Linked DNA regions of Mus musculus: regions 2, 3, 4 and 5 are each linked to region 1. A link is a loop called in an ENCODE intact Hi-C map of the cell type or tissue named here. Cell type or tissue: gastrocnemius. All regions are shown on one strand. Region 1 overlaps Nf1 (neurofibromin 1). Region 2 has its middle 3.0 kb from the start of Nf1. Region 3 has its middle 9.2 kb from the start of Gm30561. Region 4 holds the start of Gm30561 (a long non-coding RNA gene). Region 5 holds the start of Gm30470 (a long non-coding RNA gene).

What was found. Peaks named below come from ENCODE experiments on the same cell type or tissue, not always from the same donor. Only the 100,000 strongest peaks of a DNase experiment are listed, where the experiment ranks them.
Region 2: it touches region 1 in a loop (2.5-fold over the local background); 7 of 42 quality-filtered maps call a loop at or near these places.
Region 3: a loop joins it to region 1, with 3 times the contacts of the local background. A loop is called at or near these places in 18 of 42 quality-filtered maps.
Region 4: it touches region 1 in a loop (2.9-fold over the local background); 19 of 42 quality-filtered maps call a loop at or near these places.
Region 5: it touches region 1 in a loop (14-fold over the local background); 20 of 42 quality-filtered maps call a loop at or near these places.

Annotation. Positions count from the first base shown.
Region 1 is chr11:79,396,597-79,401,596 of GRCm38, reverse strand. All of the region lies in intron 5 of Nf1 (neurofibromin 1), which reads right to left. Among named protein-coding and RNA genes, the nearest start is that of Nf1, 59 kb to the right of the region's middle. In gastrocnemius, no CTCF peak of the experiment used is centred here; a DNase peak (open chromatin) is centred at 3,047.
Region 2 is chr11:79,334,404-79,339,403 of GRCm38, reverse strand. No RefSeq gene overlaps it. Among named protein-coding and RNA genes, the nearest start is that of Nf1, 3.0 kb to the left of the region's middle. In gastrocnemius, a CTCF peak has its summit at 2,489 (motif pointing right); a DNase peak (open chromatin) is centred at 2,500; H3K4me3 peaks cover 801 bases; H3K27ac peaks cover 1,041 bases.
Region 3 is chr11:79,293,783-79,298,782 of GRCm38, reverse strand. No RefSeq gene overlaps it. Among named protein-coding and RNA genes, the nearest start is that of Gm30561, 9.2 kb to the left of the region's middle. In gastrocnemius, a CTCF peak has its summit at 2,363 (motif pointing right); a DNase peak (open chromatin) is centred at 2,366; H3K27ac peaks cover 526 bases.
Region 4 is chr11:79,304,651-79,309,650 of GRCm38, reverse strand. Gm30561 (a long non-coding RNA gene) reads right to left here and starts at 4,132. Exons shown (of 5, transcript XR_880031.2): 1 at 3,992-4,132. In gastrocnemius, no CTCF peak of the experiment used is centred here; a DNase peak (open chromatin) is centred at 2,905; H3K4me3 peaks cover 712 bases; H3K27ac peaks cover 2,206 bases.
Region 5 is chr11:79,222,659-79,227,658 of GRCm38, reverse strand. Gm30470 (a long non-coding RNA gene) reads right to left here and starts at 2,974. Exons shown (of 3, transcript XR_880030.1): 1 at 2,705-2,974. In gastrocnemius, no CTCF peak of the experiment used is centred here; DNase peaks (open chromatin) are centred at 2,590 and 2,932; H3K4me3 peaks cover 1,063 bases; H3K27ac peaks cover 3,073 bases.

The DNA of each region.
Region 1 (5,000 bases):
TTGGGATTTTAGAACATGGATCTATTGCCATCTGCAGACAACCATTCTCCCATTAAGAGACAGCTCTTTGCCTGCTATTGAATGGGCCACCAAGTTACTATGCTATCTGAGCTACCTATCATGAGCTGAGTAGTATTTGGTTTTACCAGCCATAATACCAAGCCATGAAGTAGGATGAACATAACAGCAAACCATTATCAAATGAAAGTAGAATATATTGTGATCAGGCTCCAGTAGGTCCTGAGCAAGATATATGAAGAAGTTGTCCAAGTGCTTGTTTTCTACTTCTGTTAAAGTGTCTTTTCCTAACAAGCATGTACCTATGATCTCATGGGGTGTTTCCTAGAATCAACTGACTGAGAAAAGAAAAGTTTGGAGACCAAGGTTTCCTGATGGTTCTGCACACTATGCAGGCACCACCCAGGTGTGGAAAGCTGCTGCATTATAACCTCTTTACAGAACAACCATAAAAAATGCCAGTGAAGAGAAATCTTCATTGTAAAGCAAACTTTGGGCAGGTCACATGGTTGTAAATTCTGCTTGGAATGAGAAATGGCCAGATGTGACTGTTTTTGAACTCATGGGCTGAAGCCAACAGATTGGCAGGATGGTTAGGGACTTAGGAGCATGAATGGAAAGTTAGTGAGAAAGGTTAACTAGGGAAGATGGGGACAAATCTCTCCAAATGGACAAATGATGTAAAGATACTTGTGGCCCATATAAATGTTCATCAAAAGGTGACTTTTGCAGAGGGGTTATTCAATAATGAAGTAGAAAGGATGACCCATTCTGTACACAGTCAGCCTCTTTCCCCAGCCATCTCTGTTACTGTCCAATGGGCCCATGAACAAAGTGGCCATGTTGGCAAAAAAGAACGTTATACATGGGCTTGACAACATGGACTTCCAGTCACCAAGGCTGTTCTGGTTATAGCAGCTGCTGAGTGCCAGACCTGCCAGGAGCAGAGACCCAATTCTGAGCCCCAGATATGGCACCATTCTCCCAGGTGACCAGCCAGAGACTTAGTGGCAGTCTGACAACACTGGACCAGTTCTTCCATAGAAAGGGCAACTCTTAGTCCTTACTAGAATACTTACTCTGGTTATAGATTTGCTTTTCCTTCTGCCAAAACTATCATCCATGAACTTACAGAATGTCTTATCCATCATCATGATATTCCACACAGAACTGCTTCTAACCAAGTAACTCACTTCACAGGCAAATAAATATAATAGTGGGCTAATGCTCACGGAATTCACTGGTCTTACCATGTTCCCTACCTCCTGAAGCAGCTAACTTGACAGAATGGTGTGAATAGCCTTTGGAAGACATAGTTACAATGGATATCGGTGACAGAACCCTGGAAGACTGGGGCAGGGTTCTCCAGAAAGCAGTATGTGCTTCAGCATCTAATATATGGTTCAGTTTCTCCCTAGCCAGGATTCAGGAATCCAGGGATCAAGGGATAGAAATGGAAATGGTTCCACTCACTATCACCCCTACAGTCCTACAGGAAAAACTTTTACTTTCTGATACCACAACCTTAAGTCTGCTGGCCTACTAGCTTGTGTTCCAGAAGGGGGGAGAACTTTTCTGCCCAAGGCATAACATACATTCCATTGAACTGGAAGCTTAAACTTCTTCCTGAAAACTTTGGGCTCCTGGTGCCCTTTAGAGTCAACAGACATCATCATCATCATCACAACAACAACAGTGTTAGGAGGGGTGGCCCCTCTAGACTTCCAGCGGCTAACTGGATTGCTCTGAAGGCCATGTCTTGAGTACAGCAGATCCTTTAGGGCATCTCTTGATGCTACTTCTTCTGTATTCCAACATATCCTGAACACCAGTAGCTTTCTAAGACTTCTCTAGGACTCCAGCATAATATTAGGACCGCTGGGACATCCAGTCTGGTTCTTGGCCCTTCTGTCAGGAGACAGCCATTGCTGGACTATCTGGGCCACACCTATAGGTTACTCTAATAAATCCCCTTTTGGGTGTGTATAAAGTCTATTTTTTTCTTTCTTAACAAAAATTGTATTTACTCATATTTCTATTCATTACTTTATTATTTTTGTTCTTTTGACAATTTCATACATATATGTAGCCTATTTCTGACTCCTGTCAAACTTCTCCCTCTTATTTCACTATTACCTCTATGACTCCCTAGAATCCTATTCACACATTACATTTTTGTACTCAGTGATGCACTGAGTTTAATTAGGGTCACCTGTGTGACCAGGGGTCTGCTACTATTCATCAGAGAACGATAGGCTGATCAGGTGGTACACAAAAGATAACATTGTTTGCTCTCCCCCAACCCAAATCCATTAGTAGTTCATAGTTCAGCAAGGAAGGGGAGGACCAAATGGACCCTTCTCAGATATATGAAGACTGTAGATGGGACCAGTCTTGTATAGGTCCATTGCTGCTGCTGCTGCTGCTGCTGCTGTGAGATCATGATTTTCATTGGCTGTGTCACGGCCACATGACAGTACTTTGCAGCTCTTCTCATTAGCTTCCAGCTCTTCTACTCTTCCCACTCCTCATTCTACACTGCTCCCTGAGCCTCAGAGAGGTAGCCTGAATGTTTTGTTTTTTTTTTTTTTTTTTTTGAGGGCTGAGCACTTGCCCACTACTTACTCTCAGTATCTTCAGCAGCCATGTGACTCTAAATTTTCCTTATTCATTATACTTTTCAAAGTAGTGTTTAACTCACGAACATAAACCTAAGTATTTTAAAGGCAGCTTGGCGCTTTATCAATTTAACTAAACAACAACAGTAAGTTCCCTTCCAGGGTCAAAGACCTCAGGCATAGGAAGTTAACTAGGTTCACAGTTCCAGGCATGGACTCCCTCTTGGGGAACAGGCTTCAAAACCAAGCACAGAGCATCTGGTTGTTTCCGTATGGTTGTGCCACTACTGCAATGAGTACATCTTGCCTACAAGTTGGTATTATGGGTGGCAGAGATCTCTGCGGTGCGATCCTCATTAATGCCTTTCTCCTCCAGTCTCCCACATACAACTTCTGCACTGTGAAAACTAGCCAGCAGGGGGAGCTCCCACCTCAGTTCTGCTGTGAAACAAGACATGTTGCCTCAGCACTGGGGAAATTGGACTTTTGCTCCCCATCTGAATTCCTTTTGTTGCTCTCTCTTGACTTACTGCCCTAGGTAAGATTTGGCATACTAAACTAAGTTCTAAAAGAGAACTGGAAACTTTTAGGTTGTTTGTTTTTGTTTTGCTGTTGTTTTTGATGCAGTGTTTCAATATATGGTTTTAGCTGGCCTGGAACTAGATCAAACTAGGCTTAAACCAAAGAGATCCACCTGCTTCTGCCTTCTGAGTACTGGCATTAAAAGTCTGCACCACACAAAGTCTGAACCTTAATCTCATTCTAGATTTTGGAGGAACTTCTCCTATTTTCCCCTCAATTAGTATAATGTTGGCTATGGGTTTTATTCATATGCATCCTTTTTTATGTTTTGGTGCATTCATTTATGCCCGCTGAGCTTTTATTATAAAGGAATGCTGAACTTCTGAAGCAAGGGCCTTTTCTGATCACCTGTGATTACCGGGTAATTTCTGCTCGTAAACCTACATGCTGGTTTACTCTATGGTTTATTCTATGTTGTGTTAAACCAACACTGCATCCCTGGAAGGAAACCACAGTGTTCTGGAGTTTTGCTTCTGGAGTTCTGTTGAGAATTCAAGTTTTCTTTTTGTTGCGTATTTATCACTGTACTGCTGGCTTCACAGAATGGTAGTACTCCTTCCTTTGCTATTTTTCTGTAAAGGAAATTTTTGTTTGACTTCGGCAGTGGATTCCATCTGCTCTTGCATTCTTTGTTGGGAGATCTTTTATTACTACTTGAATTGCCTTATAGCTGCTTCAATGTCTTTGATTGCTATGCATCTATTGAGGCTGTTAATACCATACTGACTCAGTTTTGATAGACCTAAGAATTTACCCATTTTTTTTCTAGGTTTACCAACTATTTAGAATATACCCTCCTTCTCTGCACTTCACTAGGACCTGTAGTTAACTCAGCTTGTTCATCTCTAATTTGATGGAGTCTTGACAAGCCAGGACTTGCCAATCCTGCTGAACTTTCCAGGAGCCGACTCTCTGTTTCCCTCTACACAGTTCTTTCATCCTTCAGTTCACTGATTTCTGCTCTGACCATCGTTACTTCCAGCTGTCCCCTGCTGCTGAATCTGGATTGTTCTTGCTTTTCTAAGACCTTGAGGTTATCATTAGGTTATCTGGGATATTTCTGACTTTTTAAATAGTAGACACTCATGTCTATAAACTTTTTTCTCTTAAAACTGACTTTCAAAGAATTCAAGATTCCATGAACACATGTAAAATTTGTGTACTAAATTAAAGGCAAAAAAGAAAAAAGTTTTCTGTCACTGTATTGCTTTTGTTTTTGTTTCTTTGAGATTGGGTCTCTCTACAGAAACCTGGCTGTTCTGGAGCTCTGTAGACCAGGCTGGTCTCAAACTCACAAGATCTGCCTGCTCCTGCTCCCAAGTGCTGGAATTAAAGGTGTATATAACTACATCCAGCTTAATAGCATGTTTTGTAATATTAAGTATTTTGAAAACTGTATTACACAACTATTAAAACTTCTCATAGCTTACATAACTCAAGCTCAGTCTCTCAGGTCAGAAATTAAGCCACTGTTTGAGATTTTCACTCCGTCCTTTGATGTGGAGGGAGTTGTTCGTTTGTTACTTTTCTGGAGACCAGGGCTTCCTCTATAGCCCATCATGACACTGAACTCACTACATAGCTCAAACTGGTCTTGAACTCTCCTTCCTCATCTGCCCATGTGCTGGGATTACAGGCATACACTACTCCAGCAGCTCAAGGCCATGTTCTTCAAGCACCTGGACAACCAAACAAATTGATTCTGCGACCTAGAGTCACTTAAGGGATCAAATTCTAAAAGGATAACATTCTCCTTATTAAAAGCAAAACTTGTAGCTCAAG
Region 2 (5,000 bases), 62 kb after region 1:
GTAGGCTGTCATTGCCACCGCCGCCTCGAACAGCCCTTCCCCCGCTGGCCTCCGGGCTTGGATCGCTCCCGGGGTTAGAAGTTAGGGTGTCCTGAGGCTAGGCTTTCTCTCCGACCGCTGATCTCTGTCGCTGATCTGTCCCGGAGGCTGGAGTCAGTCTCTCTCCGCTTTCTTCACTTAAAAATGTAAGGCACACACCGCCACGCAGTCGATGGGGCTTCTGAAGGCTGCTGAAAACGGGTAAAAAGAAGGCCAAGAGAGATTCCGTGATTTTTTTCTTTTTAATGTCGCTTAAATTCCAAAGCAAGGCCCAGTGGTGATCCAAGTTGGAGACTAGAATTCCCCAATCCGAAATTCCTCAACTAAACTGACGGACAACCAAGTTAATAAAACTTTTTGCACGGATGATAATTCAGATTGAAGACTAGTTCACCATACTGTAAAGACCTTTAAAAGGCCTAACATTTATGCATTTCAGCCTTTCGAACAAACCTTTCCAGTAGGACTCAGTAGCCTGACCTATCTGATGAACAGAGCACTGGAGGTTCCAGGATACATGCCCAAGGGCTGATAAGTACCAAAATGGTTTGACTCTAAGAACAAATCGAGAAGGATGGCTCTCCAGAAACAAGGGCCTTCCCAATGCCCAGAACCAGAGTTTGAAGGACTTGTGTGGAATTGGCTGTGCACACTTACAAAAGAGGATAAACCCAAAAGATAGTTTGCTCGGGGCTAGCCTGTTCTACTTGGGGATTTCCAGGCCAAGCAGAGCTACAGGGTGAAGCTCTCTACTCATCGGATGGGGAGGGAAAGGCGCTCTGACACTGGACTTTGAAATGAGTTTTCTTCAATGCACTTGAATTAAGTCAGTGTTAAAATGTGTTTAGAAGCAGGATGTGGAGATGCTCGCTTTCATTAGAGGCAAGCAAATCCTCCTGAGTCAACCACTGCTCCATAGTGTGGCCTTGTCTCAAAAACAAAAGTGTGGACGCGCACTCAGACAACAGCCTGCAGCCATCAACCATTAGCCACATAGGAAGATACCAACTGGGTGATAAGATGAAACAAAACCACAATTTTCATTTCACCACAGAAAATCCACAGAGCTAGTAGCCCACGGACAAAGTGGTATAGCTGTAAAAGAAGTCTCAAGTCTAGGTAGGTTAGTGATCTTCCAAGATGCAAATTAAGTTAATGTTTCATTCCACTGAAACAAAAGGACAGAGATTGGCTGTTTCTACGATCCCTTCTTGAAAGCTGCAACATGGATACTGGTTTCTTTAGATGACGTCAGCGGTGATGGGAGTGCTGAAGAGAAATGAGAGAAGATTAAAGGGCCTTTGGTGCTTTCTGCATCCAGGACCCTGGAAAAAGTCCTTACTCACAGCACATCGCCCCAAATAGCATCCCAACGTGTCTACTTCACTGCTAAACAGCTAGAACCACTACCTCCCTTTCCCTTTCTCACACCGGCTCTGAAACCCCTGATTAGCTCCTCTTTGCCCTGGCATTCCATCTTTATCTTTGAAACTTAGATGTGGCTGAGCCCTGCCCCCCCCCACACACACACACACCATCACCATTCCATTACTAAATAGCCTCTGTCTCATTCCTCCCCTTGACTGGCTCCTTCCTGGTTGTCTCTCTAACCTTCACTGCTGGCTTCTTGCTCTCCTTTCTTTGCTCAGGCTCCAGCCACTGGAGCATTAATTCATCTGACTGTGCGCCTGTGTACAAAGTCCTATTTTTTCCCCCTTCACCCCAAGCCTCTCATTGCCAATGGAGGTTCTAGCCTTCACCCAGCCTCCTCTCTAATGAACTCAGTCAGTTCTTGTAAACCAATATTAAGTATCCATCAGCCCATTCCACACCGTAAACTTTGCTAAGCCATGCATAGTGGTGTGACAGGGAGTCTAAACCAAGTCATCATGGAAAGGAAGACCTGGTTAACTAAGGAGTGTCCCTGCCCATGCCCACCCATGTTTAAAGGGCAGATATCACTCAGCTCCGGACAATTCCTGCCATGCAGGGATGTTGACCTCATGTTGCTAGAACTTCCAGTTACTTAAGAGAAGCTAGAAATCCAAACTTATGTATAGATGTCTCTAATTTTTACACTGTGACAGCCAATCACATTTCTCAATTTTGTGCAGCCAAAGTAAGTTAGCTGTCTGAGTTTAGCTTGTAGAAACTGAGTGGACTAGCTGTAGTCTCGTTGGCAAAAGGCATACACTTCTGAGTAAAGATTGGCTTATATCCTAACTTCCTTTCTTCTGCGCTGTAAATGGTATTAGAGATTATGTGTTTATGAGATTATGAATTAGAGATTATGTACAGTTTGAATGTATATCGCCCTCATTCATCCCCCCTCTTCATTAGATAAAAACTGTCAATTGTTCTTCAAGTCTTTTATTTTATTTGTTTGTATAACTGTTTTGCTTGTGTGTATCTAAGCACCGTGTATGTGCAGTGCCTGAGAGGGCCAGAAGAGGGCACCAGATCCCCTGGAACAGGAGGTACAGACAATTATAAGCCACACTATGGGTGCTGGGAATCAAACCCAGATCCTCTGAGGAGCGGCCAGTGCTCTTAACCACTGAGCCATCTCCCCAACCCCTCAAGGATCATGTCCAAAGTCTCAAGGTATTAATTCTACCCTCTCCCCACCTCTACAGCAGCTCCCCATCCCTCTATCCCTACATACCAAAGAATACAGGCTCTTTTGAACTAAGACACTTGTTTCCTAGCCGCTGGGAGGGTTAATGGCCAGTGCCAGTAGCCCTCAGCTGAAGCCTGCTCCAGAATTGCCCTCTGCTGAGGAGAGCTTCTGCATGACACATGACAGCACTTCCAGGAGAGCCTTTTCAGACTAGATGTTAAGTTCAGGACAGATCCACTCTGAAGGCTTTCTTGGCTCCAGAGCTCCCCTGATCAGGTCAGCTCCCAAGAAAATGACTGGCTGGAGCTTTATCTGTGACTACATTTTATTCTGCTTCTATTTCTCCTCAATACTACTCCCTCTGTACTGCACAATGTTGATTCCCAAGAACACCAAGTGCCATGAAGGGAGCCTGATATAGTGGAGCTGAATTAGCCTATGAGTAGCTGGCAGTGAGGACCTCACAGCCTTGTGGGCCTTGACATGCACAGACACACATGCATACACATAAATTAAAGCCTTTTTAAGAAGAAGGTTGGAATATAATACAAATAGAAGAGTGTACCAGTAGGTTCAATCTAGCAGGCTTTCTTCTTCTTTTTTTAATGTAAGGGAATTGGTAATTTAAGGACAGGAATAGGGCATATACCTGTAACCTTTGTAATTGGAAGATGAAGGTAAGACAGTGGCAAGTTCAAGACCAACCTGAGTTAGTGAGACCCTGTCTCAGGACAGCAACACATGAGGATGAACTTATGTAACTGTGGATGCAGTAAATCTATACCATGGAGAAAGACAATGAAAGTCTGAGAACGATTAATTACCAAAGACTAAGGATAAAAGTCAAAGCTGAGTACAGACTACGGCTTAATTATAAGAGCAGTGGAACTCCAAAGTGATTCTCAGGTCTGGCAAGTCTGCTGAACCAAGGTCTGGACTAGCAGTTGGGGAAAGTACTAGGCCATGTGTGGCAGGTCATCTTTCTCCACGCATTTACAACCCTCAGAAATCCATATCACCTTGAGGACTCAAAAGCTGCATTAAGGGCAATTTATTGCCTCATCATCTCTCACCCATAAGTATATCTACCTTGCAAGACCAAACAAGCCCTCAGAATCTACCAACCCCTTTTCACCTGCCTACCAGACTAATAACTAAGGTCAAGCCACAAAATAACCCCACCAAGGAAATGTTAGAACCACTAATGGAGGAAAGGCAATGTGTATATTGAAGATAGAGCCAGCCGTTTGTTTGTGTGTGTGTATGTGCATGTGTGTCCCTGTGTGTGTGTGCACGCGCGCATGCGTAGAAGCTAGGAGAGCATGGGATCAGGTCCCCAGATTGCTTTGGGAAAGGAGGGAGGAAGAGAAAACATAATGCTAAGCAAAGCAGAGTTTATTGATGTAAGAACATCCCTGTACTGTGGGATCTACATCCTGGCCAGGCCTCCAGGAAATGATGCTAATGGGTTACTAGGATGGTTCTAGGAAACTTAGAGAAAGCAATGGCCTGGACTCACGAAATAGAAAAACAACGGAATAAGAGACATAGTCACAGGGAAGCAGCCACATGTACTGCCAGCACTCAGATGCTCAGGCAGGAGGATTGTGAGTTGCTGGCAGCCTGAATACATAAGCAAGTATGAAAACAGCTGAAGCTAACTACAAGACTCAGAAGAAAGAAAGAAAGAAAGAAAGAAAGAAAGAAAGAAGGAAAGGGGAAAAAAAAGACTCAGAAGAGCGGGATGCTACAGTAGGCATAAAATGTACCCACCTCTCCAGCTGGTGGTGTTCTGCCTTCTTTCACAAGCTGGCAAGAGGGGTTCTCTGTAGGCCAGGGCTGCTGATAGACAGTATTTGAGTTAGGAGCAGTAGGCATCACAGTATTCCAGATTAAGTAGTGTTGTTTTAGATGTCAAGATTAGAGTGAGCCAGACTCCCAGAGAGCTATGCACATAGTTAATAGAACACTGGTAGAAATATAAGTGGGCAACCAATCAGTTCCACTACATAATTTTTAAAACCCACAGATAGAGGAGGAAGAGACTGAGAGAAACTCCCTTCTGGTAAACAATCGCTTGCCCCATTTCTTGATCCAAGTCAATTTCCACACTGTTTAAGAAGACTGTATTCCTAGCGAGTCAATGAAACCAAGTGCCCACTGGTCCTCCTGGCTGTAGAAGTGAACATATTTAGTTGCTGATAGAGTCACCAACTCTACAGCAACAGTTTTGGCCTGTGGGACAAAAGCTGTCATAGTGGGAAAGGTCGGGTGGAGGCCCCTGAACCTGTTCCTGATCATCCCAACCAAAAAAGCGTACATTTTCAAAACTAACCCGCTG
Region 3 (5,000 bases), 100 kb after region 1:
GTGTCAAGAGAAAGAACTGTAGTTCTCTCTCAACAAGGAGGTGACCCATAACACACACACACCATCACCATTCACAAGGGCATCCTTGGGAAGGGCTTCAGGAAGCAGTCAAGAAGACCAAGAAATTAAGCTTAAAGGAGATGGGGACTCAGATGTGGATGCCCATACGAGGCTCAACAAATCTGTTTGTAGCAAAGGAATGAGGTGCTTGTCCACAAAGCACAATGAGGATGTGTCACCAAACAAGCTCTGCTTGTGTGACCTATGTCCCTGTTATTATGTTCAAAAATAGACAGACAGGCTGGAGAGATGGCTCAGTGGTTGAGAGTGCTTGCTGATCTTAACAAGGACTCGGGTTCAGCTTCCAGCAGCCATGTTGGGTAAAACTGTGGTTCCAAGGAACCCAGCACCTTCTTTTGGCTTCCAAGGGCGACTAAAATTACATTGTGCACACAGACAAGCAGATGTGTGCGCGCGTGCGCGCGCACACACACACACACAAGAAAAAATGGGGCTGGAGAGATGGCTCAGAGGTTAAGAGCACTGACTGCACTTCCAAAGGTTCTGAGTTCAAATCCCAGCAACCACATGGTGTCTCACAACAATCCATAACAACATCTGACACCCTCTTCTGGTGTGTCTGAAGACAGCTACAGTGTACTTAGATGTAATAATAAATAAATCTTTAAAAAAAAATTAATCCCAGCACTCGGGAGGCAGACGCAGGCGGATTTCTGAGTTCAGAATCCTGGTCTACAAAGTGAGTTCAGGACAGCCAGAGCTATGCAGAGAAACCCTGTCTCGAAAAACCAAAACCAACCAACCAAACAAACAAAAAACCAAAAAAAAAATTTTTTTAAAAAATTTATAGACAGTCAATGAGGATGAGAACTAACTGTTGAATGTCAAAATTATAAAAATGAAAAATAATAAGCAAATAAGATAAATATCAATTAAGAACATCATATTATTTGTCCAGTGTAATAACAAATGCCTTTAATCCCAGCTCTTGGGAGGCAGAGGCAGGCAGATCTCTGTGAGTTCAAGGCCATCCTGGTCTTCAGAGCAAGTTCTGGAACAGCTGGGGATATAAAGTGAAACCCTGTTTTGAAAAAAAAAAAAAAAAAAAAAAACAGAAACAGGCTGGAGAGATGGCTCAGCAGTTGAGCAGTTGAGAGCACTGTCTACTCTTCCGAAGGTCCTGAGTTCAAATCCCAGCAACCACATGGTGGCTCACAACCATCCATAATGAGATCTGATGCCCTTTTCTGGAGTGTCCGAAGACAGCTACAGTGTACTTAAATATAGTAAATAAATCTAAAAAGAAAAAAACAACAAAAACAAAACAAATAAAAAAACCCAAAACTCCCGATCACAACCCTCTGACCCCACATGTACATGCAGTGAGCGTGCCTTCTCGCATGAGTGCACACACATCAATCAAATGAAAAGCTCTGAAGATATCTCTACTCTGCAGTATTATGTGGTCAGCCAAGACTCAGCTGTTTACATAAGCACTTTTAACCACTAAGACAGCTCTCCAGCACTCCCAGCTCCCTCCTTCCCTCCTTCCTTCCCCCTCTCCCCACTGCCAACATTTCTTCCTATCCACCTTTCCTCCCTCCCTCTCTCCCTCTTTCCTTTCGTGTGTGTATGTGTGTGTGTGTGTGTGTTTGTGCGTGTGTGGGGCCCAGCACTAACCCAGCATAAGCAAGGCCTGTCTTCAACCTCTAGGACCACAAAACAACCTCTTCTGAACAAACCCTGAACCACCCTTTCCTCATCCCTAAAAAGAGAGATTTAGACCCCCCTGGTCCATAAACCTCAACTCTAAAATTCTGACTTTGGGCCTGGAGGTAGCTCAGTTGTAGTGAGCTTACTGGCTTGCTGGGGTTTGATTCCCCAGTAGCACAGAAAGTCAGGCATGATGACACAAACCTATAATCCCAGAACTTGGGAGACCAAGAAGAGGATCAGAAAGCTCATGTCATTCTTTTTGTTTGTTTGTTTTGTTTTGTTTTTCGAGACAGGGTTTCTCTGTATAGCCCTGGCTGTCCTGGAACTCACTCTGTAGACCAGGCTGGCCTCGAACTCAGAAATCCGCCTGCCTCTGCCTCCCAAGTGCTGGGATTAAAGGCATGTGCCACCACACCCGGCTGGCTCATGTCATTCTTAGCTACACAGTTTAAGGCTAGTCAAGAGGTACAGGAGATCCTGTCTAAGAAAAAAATTAAACAAATAAATAAAATTCTGAATTTGCAGGTTACTTTGAAAAAACAAAAAACAAAACAAAACCACCACCACCAACAACAACAAAACAAACAAACAAACAAACAAACCACTCAGGCAGTGCAATACCAAACATTGCCAGCAGAGGTCAGGAGAAGTCCCTTAAAGCTCAGATCAACTTTCTTCCTGATATGTAGTATTCTGGGGCTGTTTTTCCTGTTCCTTTGCTTAGCCTTGTACTGTGTGCTTTTTACCTTATTTGTCAAACATAAAACCTTTACTCCCCTGATGGGCGAAGGAAATTGCTTGGTAGCAGGTGACATGTGGGGTGGTTTTATACTCAGGGTGAGTGTAAATAAAGAGACTTAACACAGCAGACAGAGTCTTGTCTACCAAACCTTTTTGTTGGTTTTTACATTTTAAGGCAGGTTCTCCCTATGGAAGGAGCCCAGGCTTGTCTGGAAAGGGTGATCCTCCTGGTTCAGCCTCCTTAGTACTGGGATTAAAACAGCCCCATGCCCCACCTGTTTTTGTTTTGTGGGGACAGGGTCTCACTAAGTAGCTCTAACTGTACTGGAACTTGCTACGAACCAGGCTGGCCTTGAACTCACAGAATCTGCCTGCCTCTGCCTTCCCAGTAGTTACAGGTGGCTCCAGGTGTTGAGAACTGAACTCAGGTACTCTGTAAGAGTAGCAAATACTCTTAACCTCTGAGCTATCTCTACAGCTCCCAATTTACCATTTAAAAAAATATTTACCTCAGCAAAATTCTTCTCAAGCTGGGGTATAGCTAATATTTCTCTCTCTCCCATTTTCATTTTAAAAAGTTTGAAAGGCTATATGTGATGGTGATGGTTTGCAGTGGAGTCCCAACACTTTGGGGCTAAAACAGGAAGGTAACTACATATTTATGATTAGCCTGGGGTGCATATTGAATATCATGCCAAGCAGAGCTACAGCCAGGCAGTGGTGGCACAGGCCTTTAATCCCAGCACTCGGGAGGCAGAGGCAGGCGGATTTCTGAGTTAGAGGCCAGCCTGGTCTACAAAGTGAGTTCCAGGACATCCAGGGCTATACAGAGAAACTCTGTCTTGAAAAACCAAAACAAACAAACAAAACAAAAAAAAAAAGGAAGAAAGAAAAGAAAAAAGAAAAGACCCTGTCTCTAGAGGGAAAACAAGTATTGCTATTGATAATGGCACAGACATAGAAAGGAAACACCTCTCCACTATTTAAAAGAACAAGACAGGGGCCGGAGAGATGCTCAGAGGACCAAGGTTTGATTCTTAGCACTCACATGGTGGCTCACAACCATCTGTAGCTCCAGTTTCAGGGGATCTGGAGCCCCCTTCTGTCCTTTGTGGGGATCAGGCATGGATGTGTTGCGTTGTACAAACATGCATTCAGGCAAAACATCCACACACATAAGATAAATCTTATATTAAAAAAAAAAAACCCAACACGATAAAACAGATGGTTCATGCCCGTAATTCCAGCACTGGAGAAGATCAGGAATTTGACCCCGTTTCAAAAAATAAAACAGAGAGAGAAAGAAAGAGAGAGAGACAGAGAGAGAGAGAGAGACAGAGAGAGACAGAGACAGAGGACCACGGTAGGAGCCAGCCATCAGTTCTGCTGTTGTACTGAGTTGCCTACTCCTCAGAAGATTGTTCATCTCAGGGATTCACTTTTGACCTCTCAGTGTGTTTTGTCTAGCCACTTTTTCTGGTTTATGTCAACTTGACACAGAGAAGAGGGGGCCTTCAGAAATGTCTCTATATTGCCGGGTGTGGTGGCGCACGCCTTTAATCCCAGCACTTGGGAGGCAGAGGCAGGCGGATCTCTGAGTTCAAGGCCAGCCTGGTCTACAGAGTGAGTTCCAGGACAGCCAAGGCTACACAAAGAAACCCTGTCTCAAAAAAAAAAAAAAAAAAAAAAAAAAAAAAGAAAAGAAAAGAAAAAAAAAAAAGAAATGTCTCTATAACTTCAGGCTGGCTTTGTAGTGGTGCTACACACATTTAGTTCCAGCACTCATGAGGTAGAGGCAAGTGGATCTCTTAGTTTGAGGTCAGCCAAGGCTACACAGAGAGATCTTGAAAACCAAAAACCAACCAACCAAACAAAAAAACCCAGATCAGGCTGTAGATCATGCCTCTGGGACATTTTCTTAATTAGAGATTGATAGGTGGTATCATCCCTGAGCTGGTGTTCCTGGGTTCTATAAGAAAGCAGACTGAGCAAGCCATGCAGAGCAAACCCATAAGGAGTATTCTGCAGGGTCTCTGCATCTGCAGCTGCCTTCAGGAAGTGCAAGCTGAATCAACCCTTTCCTCCCAGGTTTCCTTGGTCATGATGTTTTATTGCAGCAATAAAAACCCTAATTAAGACTCTGCTCTCTGTCATTACTGCACTCTTCCCCATGCTGTGACAGCTCCTCCAGGGCAAGGTTTATGCTTTACCAGACTAGTGGACTAGGTTGTGGGAGGAGCCAAAACAACAAGCAGCTATATGTGGCGGGCAGGAGAGAGAAGCTGCAACATGCTGGGCTTCCATAAAGAAATATGCACACTGCCAGACAAAGAGGCAATGAGTTCCCAAACACCCACATCTGGTGTGGCACCCATCTCCTGGCTGTAACAGCATAAAAGTCCAACAAGGACAGGACAGAGACAAGACCTGCTATTCCTTAGGAACCTCCCAAGATGCACACTCAAAACCTAAGATGAAAGAGATGGCAGGTGGGTGTGGCGGCACATCCCTAGGATCTCAGC
Region 4 (5,000 bases), 92 kb after region 1:
GAAAAACAAAAACAAAAACTTTTTTTTTTCTTTTGAAGACAGGGTCTTCCTATATACCAAGTTGGTCTGGAACCTGCTATGTAGCCCTGGGCTAGCCTCCAACTCACAAACCTTCTGTAAGTGCTTCTCCAATGCACATCCAGTCAAGCATCCCTTCCCCCACCCCCGGGGAGGGTGTTGAGACAATCCTAACAGAATTAATATGTAACCCAGGTTATCCTATGTTATGTAGCCCAGGCTGGCCTCTAAGGTCATCCTCTTCCTAAGCTTCCCTTCCGGAGAATGAGACACAGGCACCAACTGCAACTAGCTAAAAAAAAATTTATTTTTATGTGTCTATATGTATTTATGGTATGTGTGGGTGTGTCTGTGTGTCTGTGTGTGTGTGAGTGTAGGTCAGACAACTTTGGGGAGTTGGTTCTTGCACCTTGGTGAAGTTGTTTCTGTCAATCTGCACATTCCAGGCTCCTTGGCCTCTGAGCTCCCTGCTGAGCCTCCAGTCTCCACCATCCATCTAGCCATAGAAGTGCTGGGGTGACACATGTGAGTCTCTTCATTCTATTTCTGGGTTCCAGGGTTAGAAGTCAGGCCCTCAGGCTTTGCTGAAAACACTTTTAACCATGGGATCATCTCACCAGTCTCTCTCCCCTTTTCAAAGATTTAACTTTTTTTGTGTGTGAGTATATGTGTGTGTATGTGTGCGTGTGTGTGCACGCACACATGTACTTGCACATAACATGCATGGAGGCAGAAGAGGGAATTAGCTGACCTCTTGTCACTCTCCACCTACTCTTCCTAAGGGAGACTCTCTCTCTCTCTCTCTCTCTCTCTCTCTCTCTCTCTCTCTCTCTCTCTCTCTTCTCTGAACCAGGGGCTTGCACGAGTCTGGAGACCAGCAAGCCAGTGAGTGATGCAATCCCTTTCCACATCCAGGCAGAGCTGGGGTTGCAGGTGGTATCCGGGATGCACAGCTGGACACCTGAGTGATGGAATCTCATCTTGCCCCTAGGGTCATCTTCTTATTCCTCACAGGTAAAACTACTTTGTCACAGTGTAGCATAGACACTTCCTGCCTCTGTGGCATTTCCCTGGCCTCCTGACACTCACCTGCTACATTTGTGTCTCCCTTCAGGCCAAGTCATGAGAAGGTCAGTGAGCAGAGTCACTAGACAGCCAGCTGCTGGAAGCCAAATACAGGTTGACCATTGAAAGGACACTTAGTAGAGACCTGGGGCCTTTTGTTTTATGTATGACTCAGATGGGAAACACATACACCTGGCTGAGAGCTTGCCCCAGGCTATCAAGCCAGTTCCACACTGCAAAGCCACCACAGTGGGTTCAGTGGGGTTCCCTATTCAGGAAAGGTCGGCCCCTGGCCAGGCTGCACTGGACAGCTGGTTCCCTGATTACAGTCCTTCGCTCCTACTTTTGCAAAGGAGGGCTTTTCTTTCTGGATGCTTACACCCAGGTATAACACATTGACAAGGAAAGGTCCAGCCCTGAAGCCGTGCAATGTGTAACCTGCACAACTTCTAAGGCAGCCCTGAGTATGAGAGCAGGCTAGAATCAGGAAAGCCCGGTGCTAACTCTCACTTCTGCTCTTTGTTCTCAGCTGAAAACCGTAAGCCGGCTGACCTTTCTAAGTCATTTGTGAAGCTGGGATAATCACAGTGCCTCCCTCCTTCTTGGTGTGTGATGATTCAAGTGAAATCACTCACATGTAAAATTTTACCGCAGGGCGTGCTACACTGAAGATGTGCTAATAATCATTATTTCCTGTGGCCAACTTCTATTATACTTTTAAAATCAAGGTACCCTTCCTGGGAAGCCTTTACTGATAGCCCCCTGGCTGGGTTAAGGACATTTGTATATTTCCATGTCGGTTTGTGCGGCCTCTCATCCTGCCAGGCTTCCTCCCGGAACTGTAGCCTCTAGAGGTCAAGGACTGTGTCTTTCCTATTTAGATCACCAGTGTCTAAAACAATGCTGGCACACAGTAGGTACTCAATACATGCAAGCTGAGTGAATGGATATATGCATAAATGAATGCAAAAATGATGCAAAAATTAATCCATGCTGATTTTGATGGGACCCTGGTAAGCTAAGCTTGTCTTTTATATTTTCTGTTAAGAGCGGGGGTGGGGGGGCGGTGCGTGGCTGGGTGGTGGTGCTGGGGAGGCAGAGACTTGAGCAGGGATCAGAGCCTGGACCTTTGGCAAGAGCAGCTTAGGCTCTTCCTGTGGTCATTTTTCCGTGGAAGGAGAGCAGAGAGAAATCTTGCTCTGGAGCTGGAGTTTGAGAAGGAAAACAAGCCAAGTGGTTCACCTAGACAATGGCCTGATTCTCTCTGAAGGGGAAGGTGGGAGCCACAGGGAACCAGACAAACATCCTCTTCCAATTTCCTTCCTCTACACTCGGCTCCCCTGAAGTGGCCAGCCAGAGGCACCCCGGCCCTTGCTTCATAGCAGGCGTCTTCAGACCCCAGACTGGCCCCTGAGATACTGAGGGTGGGCGGGAGCCGCCGGCAGTCTGAATCACTCCTAACCACAATGGCCTTCGAGCGAGTGACAAGAGGCTTTCTGTTTCCAGGGCCTGTTCAAAAGTGGAGTTTATTTCTTATTTGTTTGGAGGCACTCAGTGCTTCCACGCGTGCCTCCACGTCTGACAACAACCCAGAGTTGAGTTTAGCAGCCTGCACAGATCAAATTATTGAATTTCAGAACATCTGGGTATATTTTTGAAAAAACAAAACCAAGTGGGGTGGGGGACCTAAAATCTAAAGCTGGGGGAGATGCAGCTGTGCAGGAGCAAATGTGAAAAAGAATTTAGCAGCCCAGATGCCAAGGGGACCAGCGTGAGTCAGCTGGAGGGTGTGGGTGCCAACAGCCGCAGGGAAGGCCTGGACTGAACGGAGCATCCAGGAAAAGAAAGGTGCGGGCTGCCTCTGCATTAGCAGCGGTCAGACCACCCTAGACGACTGGCTCTGTCTGAAGGCCATCATGTGACAGGAAAGGGTATACTCTGAGGACAGTTACAAAGAAGGGGGAGGAGGACAGAGGAGGAGGAGGAACCGTAGGAGGAGGAGGAAGAAGAGGAGCATTGGAGGGAGAGAAGGAGGAGAAACACTCAGAACTTAGAGAAATCGGGTGTGGTGGAACATACTTGGGAGGCTGAGGCTGGAAGATCAAAAATCTGAGACTAGCCTAAAGTCTTGCTTGGTGAGACCTTATCTCAAAATAAACAGTGAAGAAGCATGCCCAGAACACAGCTCAAGGGGAAAGAGCTGGCCCAGCTTGTGCAAGGCCCTGGGTTCAAGCCTCAATACTGGAGAAAAGAAAAAGTTGGGGAAAAGAGAGGATAGTTTGGGGGAAGAAAAGGGCTTGAGTCAGGCACGGGGTCTACTGCTGGCTTGTGCAAGTGAGCTCCTATCCAGCCGTGTGGCCTCAGCTCCCTCCACCTCTTCTAGAAACCTTCCTTCTCTCTCAGCAGAACCAGCCCCACCTCCACAGGAACTCCTGCTTCCGGGAGAATCAGGCTCCCACAGGACAGGCCCTGGAACAAGGAGCCATGTTTTGAGGGTATAGCTGAGCAGGGACTCTTGTTTTATCTCTGCTTCCCTAGTTTTTGGCAACCTGACTGTTCTTCACCAGTGTCTGACAGTTGAATTAGTTGCCCAAAAACTGTTACAGTTTTGACCATGAGGAAGAGAGGCTGTTCTTTCCATGTGGCTTTGGAAAGACGGAAGTGGAAGAGAGGGGGGACATGACAAGACATCGGACTTCAGCAAAAATCAGGAAGTGTTCATAACAATCGTGATGACAGCTTTATTGTGCCTTACTCATGCGATGTCCTGTGATAAATGACTCTAAACCGCCTAGAGCAGCAAGAAACGCTTTGTTTGTTGGCTCACCACAGTTCACACCAGCCAGAAGCCCACCACAGTTCACACCAGCCAGAAGCTCACCACAGTTCACACCAGCCAGAAACTCACCACAGTTCACACCAGCCAGGAACTCAGAAGCCAATGAGTAGATTGGTTCTGGCAGGGCACCTCTCCCAGGTTGCAGAACCTGTAAATGACACTCACATCCCTGTTGCTAAGAGGCCTGGGTTCCTCCCATGATCCTCTCTGTGGAGTGGGTTAAGTGATGTCACAACATGGCAGCTGGGTTCCCAGAGAGCATGCCATTAGAGGAAGAGAAGGAGACTATGGTGCCTTTTGTGACCCAGCCTGACAAGTCTCACTGTCATTTATACAACACTCCAGTGGGAAGACACTGAAGAGAGGCACGGACGCGCTACCTGGTTATAAAAGTGAGGTCATCTAGAAGGCTAGCTATCACATTAGGCTATGTGTTTTTCACGTGGCTTCTGCTTTGTTTTTTTCTGCTAAAAAACAACTGGTGTGGTGATGCTTCCCAGCACTGGGAAGGCAGAGGCCAGCCTGGTCTACAGAGCAAGTTCCAGGACGGCCAGGAATACACAGAGAAACCAAGGAGGTGGTGAGGTTATTAGGAAAGAACCAGTGTTGACCAGTTAGTGCTATGCAGTACAGTGTCTCCTATAACGTTATAGTCAGTGTTGGGCAGGGGATGTCTAGTATGTGAGAAGCTCAGGGCCCCCAACTGGAAGAATGAAAGGAGGAAAGAAGGAAGGAAGGATGCAAGGAAGGAAGGGAGGGAGGAAGGAAGGAAGACCACGGAAGAATGTAATGAACTTGTCCATGGTTACACACTCATAAAGTATGTGAGCTTGGTTTGACCCAAATATCTGAAATCCATACTCTTACTGTGTGGTTTCAATGACAACAGGCCCCATATGTTTCCCAGCTGGTGGACTGTTTGGGAAGGGCCAGGAGGTGTATCCTTGTTAGAGGAGGAAGTGTTTTTGTTAGAGAAGGTGTGTCTCTGGGGGTGGGCTTTGAGGTTTCTTTCTTTCTTTCTTTCTTTCTTTCTTTCTTTCTTTCTTTCTTTTTTCTTTCTTTCTTTCTTTCTTTCTTC
Region 5 (5,000 bases), 170 kb after region 1:
ACCAAAATGTGTGAAAGCAAGTTCAGGGCCGAAACTGGAGCTCAATAGAATGCATGAAGCTCTAGTATCCTCAGCATCCCATAAACTGGGCTTGGCGGTGCGCACTTGTAGTACCAGCACTCAGAAGGCAGAGGCAGGTGGATCTCTGTGAGTCAGTCTGGTCTATACAGTAAGCAAGTGGCTGTGAGCTGAGGTACTTCACAGGTGCCAGGCCCTGACCACAACTAGGAGGGGCTAGCCTCAGACTTGAGCAGGTGGGTCAGATGAGGGAACAGCTAGATGGGAGTGCTGGCTGGGGCAGAACAGGACAAGAGTGGGGCTAAGGAGGTCTGTCACTGTGAGAATAGTAGTAGTAGTAGTAGTAGTAGTAGTAGTAGTAGTAGTAGCAGTAGTAGTAGTAGTAATAGCAGCAGCAGCGGTAGTAGTCCAGATGATTGGCAGATATGACTCAAATTGTGAGGATTGTCTGAAAAAGCCAAGTCAGGAAAGAAGTGGCCAGAGGGGAAGGGAAAGTCCTAAGGGGTCAGAAAGAGGCACAGCCAGTTGTTTGGCCAGTCTGGTTTTGTTTGTTTGTTTGTTTTTTGCCCCGCTTGCTCTGGTTGCTATATCTAAGTACACAGTAGATGTCTCCAGAAGAGGGTGTCAGATCTTATTACGGATGGTTGTGAGCCACCATGTGGTTGCTGAATTGAACTCAAGACCTCTGGAAGAGTAACCAGTGTTCTTAACCACTGAGCCATCTCTCCAGCCCCCAAAAAACTATCTTAAGGTGGCAAAATCATGCCCCTGCCAGAGCACGAGACAAATCATGGTTAGCTGCTGCGGACAGTCTGAAGCAGCCCCATATCCCACACCTGGGATTAACAAAAACATATTCACCTACCATTTCTGTGTTTTAAAGAAATCAAAGTTCTCACTACATGTGGTGAGGTGGGAGGCAGAGACAGGAGAGTCTTGTAGAAGCTTGAGGGCCAGCCAGCTTGGGAACAGACACCCTGCCTCAAACCAAGGAGGAAAGAGAGGACCAATGCCCAAGGCTGTCCTCTGATCCTCAGAGTGTTCTGTGGCAGTCACAAACCTGTCCTCACATACACGTGAATATATACACACTCATCATACACACACATGCACAAAAATAAGTGCATGAGTCAATACAAATATAAAAAAAGAAAGAGAGGGGCTGGTGAGATGGCTCAGTGGGTAAGAGCACCCGACTGCTCTTCCAAAGGTCCAGAGTTCAAATCCCAGCAACCACATGGTGGCTCACAACCATCTGTAATGAGATCTGACTCCCTCTTCTGGAGTGTCTGAAGACAGCTACTGTGCACTTACATATAATAAATAAATAAATCTTAAAAAAAAAAAAAGAAAGAGAGAACTCATGGAACGGAGCTGTGGATGGTACCAGGCAGTAGTGACCGCATCATGCACGTCCCACCCCAGCAGCCTAGTCCAGCTCGTCTAAAAGAAAACAAAAACCCATGAAACTGATTACAATGTGCCATGACCTCACCCCAGCTTCCTATGCAGCAGAAGCAAGTCGCACAGTATCTGAGAGAGGCTTCTAGAACCGCAGCCTCTGCTGACCAGCTGGAGAGGCTGTCCTGTGCTGTCTTGTGGTACTGCGGCATAAGGCCCAGCAAAGGTTTCTCCCAAAGGTCTTCTCTTGCCTCCCTGTGATGTTCTTCACAGAGACAGCAAGGGCTGTGGGGAGACAGTGACTGTGACTGCAGAGGAACCGAGTGGAGAGGAGGTAGCAGCAGGCTCGGGTCACAGAGCTTTCAGGGAGAGGCCAGTGCCCAGGAGCAGAACACGTGGATGTTAGACCACCCAGAGTGACAACAGCTATTTGGGCCACATCTTCTGGGATGAAGAAGAAGGAAACTTGCTGTGGGGCTGCTTGTCCTCACTTTCTTTGACAAGCTCATCTAGCCTGCAGCTGAGGAAGCCCCTGGTATTAGAACTTACTCCTTTGGGATTCCAGTGGAAGACCAGCATCTCTTTAGGAATCCCGTAGTTATATATGATTTATTAGAGTGGCTCACAGGCTGTGCTCTGGAGAGTTCAACAATGGCAGTCTCACAGTGGAAAGGCTAAGAATCCTATAGTTGTCTGCCAGGCTGCAGTTCCAATCCGGTGCTGGTCCAAATTTAGGGTGTGTTTCCCTATCTTAAGTGATTGATCAAGAAAACCCCCCATACAGGCATGCCTAGTTGCTTGAGGTTTAGTTGATTTTAGATATAGTTAAGTTCACAGCTAAGGTTAGCCATCACATTCAGTAAATTCTTTTTTTCTATAATTTCTTTGTCTGGAAAAGTCTCAAGTGTCTTTTCTTATAAACACACCTGACCCTCCCTAGCCTAAGAAAGCAGGAGATGTCTGTCTGTCTGTCTGTCTGTCTGTCTGTCTGACTGACTTGGAAGTTCTTGCCTTTTCTGGTCTGCTCAAACAACCTTCTGTTGGGAAAGCTCTGCCCCAGAGTGTCAAAGAGGTAGGATTCAGCTGGACAAGAAACAGGAAGCTGCGTCAGGACCCGCCTTCCACACTGGGCAGTCAAACTGCGGATCTGAACGGAAGACTGTTGACTTGGTGACCTGCCCAGGCAGCCCAGCCGGGGGATCCTGAGATGACACCGAGCGAACTCTTGTGACCTGGGCTTTAAAAGTGCATTCGCAATTGGTTGTCTGTATGTCCCCTTACTCACCTAGGCCTGGCACTTAGTAGGGACTCCTCAGACATCTGTCACTTGATTGAGCCAGGGAGTAAAGTGAGACGCCCTTCACACTCCCAGGTTCATCCCTGGCCTGTGCTGCGAACCAGCAAACTAGGCCACATGCCTGACCCAGTTTTTCCAGTGCAACCTGCCAAGCCCCGGGGGCAGCAGTGGGTCCAGAGCCAGCATCCGTGGTGAGTCAGGAGCTTCTCTGCTGCCGCCTGGGACAGAGGCCTTCCAGACTCGCCCAGCTACATTCAGCTGGAGGGGAAAGGGGCCTTTTTAGGGTAGCTGGAAGCGGGACTCCGTGCAGCACTGCCCCCTAGTGGCCATGGGGAAGCTTACAGGGCTTAGGAAGCGGGTCCCAAGATGATCCCCAACGTTGAGTGTGCCACTAGCTGGTGTGAGTGTGCTACTTTAAAAACTTGGATGGATGGACACACTTTTATGTTTTTTCAGCTTGTCAGAATTTGAATTACAAAAAAACAAAACACAAAACAAACCCCCACAAGCTATGATGATCTCGTTGGCAGTCATTTCCCAAGTCCCTCCATTGCCCTTGATAGCTGGCAAAGGCAAGCACGGGTTTGCTCCTCACCCCACCAGTATAATATTTTTATTGATTATCTGGGAATTTCACATAACGCACTCCAAGCACATGCTTCCCAGTCCTCTCAGGCCCATTGCTCCCACCCTGGTATCTTACCGGAAGGAGGAGGAGGAGAAAAAGAAAGAAAAAAAAGAGAAAAAAAATACTAAGTCCATTGTGTTGTCCATATCCTCACTGGAGCATGGTCTAACTTCCAGTGGATAGCCCCTTAAAGAAAATGGAGTCCTTCCCCACACCGCCAGAAGCCATCAGCTGTGGAGAGCGCCACTTCAGCCCCCTTACGACAATTTTTGAGAGTTCTCTTCCCTGGTTTCCTGTCGAGACTGTTTCTTTTGGGGGGGGAAGGGAGAGGTTGTCACAGAAGCCTTCTATGTCTTTCTCAACTGAAGCACAAATTCTTTTATTCCAATTTTAATTACTTTAAACTCTTTATTATTTGTGAATGTAAAGTTGTGGGGGGAGGTATAGACTGTGTAGGAAGTTATGTGGTGTGTGTGTTGGGGCCATTATCACCATTTTTGAGCCAAGTGTGAAGCAAGCTTCATTACATGCTGGCCTGGATGATGGACATTAGCCAGGTCCGTATCCGGGATTCCCATTTGGTCACTGGTTGTGTTCGTCAAAGGCCTTACTAAAGCAAAAGCTACAAGGCCACATACTTCCTGCCGTCACCCAATCAGGGACAAGCACACATCCTGGCATACTTCCTGTCTATGTCCCGCCCACCTACATGTGATCAAGCACATCTTGTGTGGTTGATGCAACCAAGCTTGTTTATAGAAGTAAAAACATGTGACTTGTTATTTCGCATGTACAGCAGTTCCCAGCATTCCAGGAAGTATATCTTGGGCAAGTGGGGCTTACAGGTTAAAGGCATTTTTGTTTTATAGATCTCTTATTACAGTAATCTAAACTTAAAACTTCCCTTCAGCCATCATAGTAGGCATGTGCTATGGTGCCTATGTAAAGGTCAGAGGACAACTCTGTAGAGTTGACTCTTTCTGACTTTATGTCGTCACCAGGTTTGCATGTCAGGGGCCTCTACACCTTGAGCCATCTCGCTAGCCATTCCAATCAATTAGTAATATTAACGCTCAGATCATACAGTACACAGTGGTTAGAAAATGAACACCTGCTGGGCAGTGGTGGTGCACGCCTTTAATCCCAGCACTTGGGAGGCAGAGGCAGGTGGATTTCTGAGTTCAAGGCCAGCCTGGTCTACAGAGTAAGTTCCAGGACAGCCAGGGCTATACAGAGAAACCCTGTCTTGAAAAACAAAAAACAAAAAACAAAACACACAAAAAAAAAAAAAAGAAAAGAAAAAAAGAAAACGAACACCTCTGGAAGTGCTGGGCGAAGACTGCAGGGTCAGGGTGGAGCTGAGCCTCCAGGCCCAGTCAAGGTGTCCAAGCGCGATGAATGGAGACCATAGATGTGAAAGACAGACAAGGGTCAGACTTAGTCAGCCGGTCTGGGAGGAATGAAGTTATCCCAGGGGACACCTGCCCCTCACTGTGGCTATCTGGACTGTTAAATGGCATCCAGGGGACAGGCATACCCCCTAGGAACTGTATGTTAGGAGAAGGAAATGGTGGGATCCTGGAATCGGATGGCTTTGCCAGATCTGAACCAGAGACTGCTTAGTCATCATAGTTGTTGCCTTCTATTTAAACAGCA